Regions from separate parts of the Homo sapiens genome. Here region 2 is linked to region 1. A link is a contact called in ENCODE Hi-C or POLR2A ChIA-PET data. All regions are on one chromosome and are shown on one strand. Each heading gives the region's core, a stretch centred on a gene start or an enhancer-like site at or near the end of the contact. The rest is flanking DNA. Distances are from core to core; before and after follow the strand shown.

What was found. Hi-C counts contacts between places; a loop is a spot of excess contacts on that map. ChIA-PET counts read pairs that join two places held with the same protein, here RNA polymerase II (POLR2A). Pooled maps may share reads with other maps.
Region 2: a loop to region 1 is called in a map of aorta, with 4 times the contacts of the local background. The contact joins two enhancer-like sites. A Hi-C loop is called at or near these places in 6 of 168 maps with a recorded cell type or tissue (CD8-positive, alpha-beta T cell, MCF 10A, aorta and 3 more), 15 of 37 single-sample maps with no recorded cell type and 10 of 50 pooled maps. POLR2A ChIA-PET finds 5 or more read pairs at or near these places in 9 of 52 experiments (CD4-positive, alpha-beta T cell, CD4-positive, alpha-beta memory T cell, WTC11 and 5 more).

What each region holds. Positions count from the first base shown.
Region 1 is chr15:60,604,898-60,607,597 of GRCh38, forward strand. All of the region lies in intron 2 of RORA (RAR related orphan receptor A), which reads right to left. All of the region lies in intron 5 of RORA-AS1 (RORA antisense RNA 1), which reads left to right. Among named protein-coding and RNA genes, the nearest start is that of RORA-AS2, 75 kb to the right of the region's middle. Within about 2 kb of position 1,299, at least 4 of the 41 ENCODE cell types and tissues checked have a DNase peak (open chromatin) inside an H3K27ac peak, as active enhancers do.
Region 2 is chr15:60,798,760-60,801,459 of GRCh38, forward strand. The region is part of intron 1 of RORA (RAR related orphan receptor A); the gene reads right to left. Among named protein-coding and RNA genes, the nearest start is that of RORA-AS4, 36 kb to the left of the region's middle. Within about 2 kb of position 1,277, at least 4 of the 41 ENCODE cell types and tissues checked have a DNase peak (open chromatin) inside an H3K27ac peak, as active enhancers do.

The DNA.
Region 1 (2,700 bases), core at 49-2,548:
TCTGGCACACTGTTGATACCCAATAATCACTGGATTGGAGTGGTTTATGACCTACCACTAGACATTTATAACTGTATGAGCAATATAAAATATACTAACAAACAGTGTGAACAGGGAGTTTATTTGGACATACAGATAGTGCTAACTCTCCATGTATTTGGCATTATATACTCAGAGCTCCCAAATAATTAAGATAATTTTTCACTTTAGAAGTGGATCTTTTGTTATTCTGTCAACCTAGCTATGTTCTTCAGAGTCAAAGGTTCTACACACGATATACTATGTACATGTCACCATGAAAACTGATAATTTGTCTACTCCATTTCAAAAAAAAAAATTCCTGAATGTTTAAAAGCAATTCTTCGTAATGTAGTTAGAGTTTGTACTCTCTGGAAACAAGATTTTTTTTTCTTTCAAACACTCCTAGACAAACAAGGACATTTAGTTAAGAAGCTTATTATGATTCTGTCTGAAATGCTTTCTTACCAAAACCTATTGTATCCCTTAGGATTTCAAGGCAATAAAAACCAATAATTTTAATAAAATTATGTCAATCTTCCCGCATACAACTAAGGCTAACAACATAATCTAAATGTTAAACTATAGTGGAAAAGAAACTACGTAAACAATGCATAAGGTTACTTCACTCAAAATTTATACAGATGGTTTTCTTACAAAATTACGATGATCAGATATGATTAATGATACGATTTAAGATTATTGGTCTTTAATAGAGGCAAAACATGATGACTCACTGACAAAGCAAGCTAATAGCAGGGAGGGAGAGAAGGTAAGTTTGTATATTTGATTACAAAGCAAAACAGATAAGTAAAACCACAGAGTAAATAATGATTATATTATATGAAACTTTCATTGTTTCCTAACTTACATTTATATTAACTTTTCTGGAGATGACGTTTTTTAAACATATAAATCGTCATTAGGAACCTGACAACAGTTCTAAATCAAACCTAGGGTTTAAAACATCATTTGCCGACAGACATCCTCCAAGTGTTTTCCGCAGAGGCACATCACTTCTGATTATTCCCAGGCTATTTTAAATGATCTTGGACAGGGCTACTGAATGACTTGTCAGCGAACAGGAAAACATTATGACACCACTTCTCCAGATTTCTTCCCAGAACACGAAATATTTGGGATCGTTCTAATTGAATCAAGGCTAGCTTGAAAAAACAAGTTAAGCTTCACTTTAAAGCTTTCAGTTTTAACTGGAGGAATGCTTCTAACATATGGCAGCTGGGCTCTGACTCACAGCAACCTTCAAATTCTGGCCAAAATGTCTGTTTCCTGAGATTGTGTCTGATATGCCTGTGTATCCCTGGTGGGGCCCAGCAAGCATTCAGTAAATGCTATTGTTGGAACGAATGAATGAATTAAAGGGCTCCTAATTAGGAGCTACAAATTCTTCCAGCAACAAAATAATCCCATAGGAAAGCTGCAATGTACTTGGAATTGGTATCTACGAAGAGTTCTATTTTCAGCTCCTTTACAAATTATTTTTATCATTTATGCTCAACTTGGTCTTTCTTGTTGTTGTTTTTTTTAAACCAAGATGTGAAAAGCACAGAAGCATTTTCTAGAACATGAAAGACCAGTATACTTTGTAGAAAGTTTCATTTGTATGTAGCTTGTGTGTGATAATTATTTTTAAATCTCAGTTAATCATCATATATTTTCTCGGAGCAGACTTTGGGTGAGGCACTACGTGAAATGTTTGAAAAAGATAGTTAAAAGGAAAAAGTCCTATTCTTGACTATGCACCAAAAATTGTAACTAACACTAGTAGAAGGTAAGCAGTTTCCAGTAAGGCAAGTGGTTATCTAAAGAAATACTAAATTAGAACTGCTATCTCAGAAGTATAAACAATTGCTATAATACTTTTCAATCAGACATCTCTCACATGAAAGCCTTGTGAAATAAATGGAAGACAGAAGCCGAAAAAACAGAAAAGAAAAAAGAAAAGAAAGAAACAAAGATCAGCAGAGATACCACTAAAACTCCAAGAACCAAAAGTTTGTATATGTGCTTTAAAAAGCATCCCTTTGATATTTACTCCGAGGCTTTTTTCTCTTATGTAAGACATAATTCTGACAACCTTGATGTCTGAACTTCCAGTATACCGGAGATATTTTGGAAGCACAACAGAGACTTGTGCTCATAGGCGCAAAGAGAGACAATAAATATTGAAGGAAGAGATTTAAAAAATGATAAAAAGTTAGACCTAAGAACTCAAAAAGTATGGCAGCATGGAGCCATTTAGCATAGGGGCAAAGAGCCAACCACACCTGCCGAGTTTCTGAGTGCATCCTGTATTACAGCATACTGTACACACCATAATAATTAATGGTTATAATGACTTTGAATCACTAAGGACGTATTAACCCATGAACTCTAAGAAGACAGGGACTTACATAATATATTTTGAAAGCTCCCCTTCCCCCTATAAAGTGATTTAGTTTAGGCACTTATAGAAATACGCTGCAGAAAATTAATTTTTTATGATGTACCTCATTTTCTGATACTGCCTTGAATGTGACATGGTATACATACCTAAAATAATAACCCTAACTATTTAAGACCTTACACTCAAGGACTTAGGTGTTCTTGTTTCAGTAAGCTGTGTTCTGAAGCATACTGGAAAAATAAAGCGTGTTCCATAGGAAGCTACCTGCATTATAC
Region 2 (2,700 bases), core at 27-2,526, 190 kb after region 1:
TGCAATATTGGGTAAGTTACTTCCCCTCTCTGACCCCTAATTTCCTTCTAAAAAGGAATGATATATCCCCACTCTAAAGTGGAGGCAAGCATGTGTAACTTACAGGGACTTTGTGAAAATGGGATAAGTTATATAATGAGCTAACAAAGGCATCTAGTTATTGCTCAATAAAGGACTTTTTTTTTTTTTTTTAAACTCAAGGACAGTGTATTATGGCGTGGGCTGATTATTCATGCTCACAATGAGAACCTTGAGTCATGCCGAGAGGGCTGACATATAGCTGTGTCCTCAGTGAGAGGGCAGGGACCTTCCCTTTAACCTACCCCAGGATCCCAATACCTCAGGCCTCCGTGCCCTCGTGCTGGTCTCTGGAACTACACTCAGACTCTCTATCTCTCTTTGAAAGCTACTTGCAGCTAACTATTCTTCTGTAAGTTATCCAATAAACTAATTTATCTTAAGGTGTCAGTGTTCAATAATAGCAAAGTTTTCATGGGAATCAGTTAGCAAGGGGGAACCGCTATAAACCAACAGTGATGTTTCAGCAAAGGTGACAGACTGATGAGGAATTCACTTGGGGTCTGGGGGCCTTCTTGGCGTCCTCTCAATTAGACTTTGTAAGCAGTTTCCTTTTTATGGCTAGCCTGAAACATTACAATATGGAGTCGAGACACTTCATGGGGCCCAAGCACTGGCTGTTGCTGTCTGGCACGTCTTTATAAGAGTTAGATGTTGATACACATCCACTCAAAACACAATAGCTCCTCTTCTGATCGATTCATATTTATTTATTTAATTAATTTATAAACTGCATTGGTCCAAAAACATTGCGGGGGAGATGAGTCACTAAGGTAAACAAGTTCAGATGCCGAAAAATCCCACCACCAAGATACTAAGTATATCACATGCTACATGCCAAGATGCACTGAAAAATCAAAATCATTTATTTTTCTTTGTCTTACTTTCCCCTGCAATCTGATGTTCTTCTAAACACCCATGTCCCAGAGACTGCAATAGCAGAGAGGTAGATAACGAGGGAGGGGCACAGGAAGAGACAAATGGCTGAAGCATTTCAGAATTTATCAAGATATGTAGATAGGAATGGATCAGTCTTTGTCTTGCTCTCTGTTTCTGTCTCTCAGTGCCTCTATCTCTTCAAAATAATAACAGAAATATTGCTAAGATCAAATTAAAAAATTGTCTCTGGCTCTGTTTCCTATAGAGGGCTGCAGCCAGGGCTGTGTTATTCACTTGTCTATCTCCTGGGCCTGCAGCCATGTGCTACACCAAGTCTGCCTCTCCTCCCAACCTCGTATTCAGCCACCCTCACGTTGGTTGCCCAAAACTGGCTACGGTGAGAGTATTTACACCACAGAAATTGGCAAACTTAGACATCAGGGCTTTTTTTTTCCTTCCTTGCTCAGTAGAACAACTTCTGTAGAGTTAAACATTTCCCAGCACACTACTGATACAAATACTTGTTAAATAAACAAAAGAAGAATGACACGCTGTTCCACTTAATTCAATCATTTCCAACACCTCTCTGGCCCTAATCATGACAAACCCCTCTGTAAGTTCTTCTCCACAACAGGATGACATGCCCTGGGATTCAGTTATGAAGCAGAGAAGGAAATGCCAGGAAGACTAATTTAAAACAAAATTTCGTTTTGGTAACAGCGTCTCTGACTCAGCTCTGGTGGAAAGTATCAACCTTATAAACCCACAAGGAAGAGGTGAAGATTTCACATCGTTTCTTCCTTTGATGTTAAAAAGAGAACCTTCTTGAAGGCTGGGACAGCACTGTGAGAGGAGGGCCACCAGGCTAGCAGAGAGCAGTCCCTTATAGCAGCCTCCTCTTGGTGAACTCAGGGGGCGAGAGACTTTCCCTGAGCCCGAGTGTCCTGGCTATAGACCAGTAACTATTATAGCACCTCCTCTGTCTACCCCACACAGCATCTACCTCCCAGCCCCCCAAACTCCTATTTATCCTCCAGGACCCAGTTCATATGCCGCCCCCACCTCTTTGGGAAGAGGCCTGCTCCCTCAGCATGCAGGTCTTTCCCCAGGTCCTTCCTGTCTCAACTCCAGCATTTACTATGTTGGGCTGCAGTTAGTTCTTATCGATTTGGTCACTCCTCTGTCCCTCTGTGACCCTCTCAAGGGCAGGGGCCACGTTGAGCCTGCATTCCCAATACTTTCTGCAGTGCTTGGCACACAGCGATTGATTGCTGCATGCCTATTAAAGTGAACCACTGAAAAACTAGACGTGAAGGGACTTTTAAACTGGAAATGTAATCTATAAAGTATAAAGAGTTATTACCAAAGGCAGACCACAAAATAGAGTGGCACACTACTGCCAACCCTTAGGAACAGCCCTTACTTGGCGCAGACCCTATTGAAGCATTTAATCACCTCACCACTAGGTAAAATTCGTGAAAACACCTGGTGAACTTGGGTGGAAAGGTTCAATTAGGAATTACAGAAAACATTCTCTAAGTAGTGGCCTCCCCCTCCCCCCTCCTTCGACAGCTTTATCCCAGGTTTCCACACCCTCCCTGCCCACAGGGCTCAGAGGTAAGAATATTATATAAGGAACGAATGCTGCCTTCATTTGTTTTAATAAAGAAACAGCCCATTTAAAGAAACACAGACTTTAGTGGCTTAGATATTTCTGAATGTGAATATGACCCAGAGGCTCAG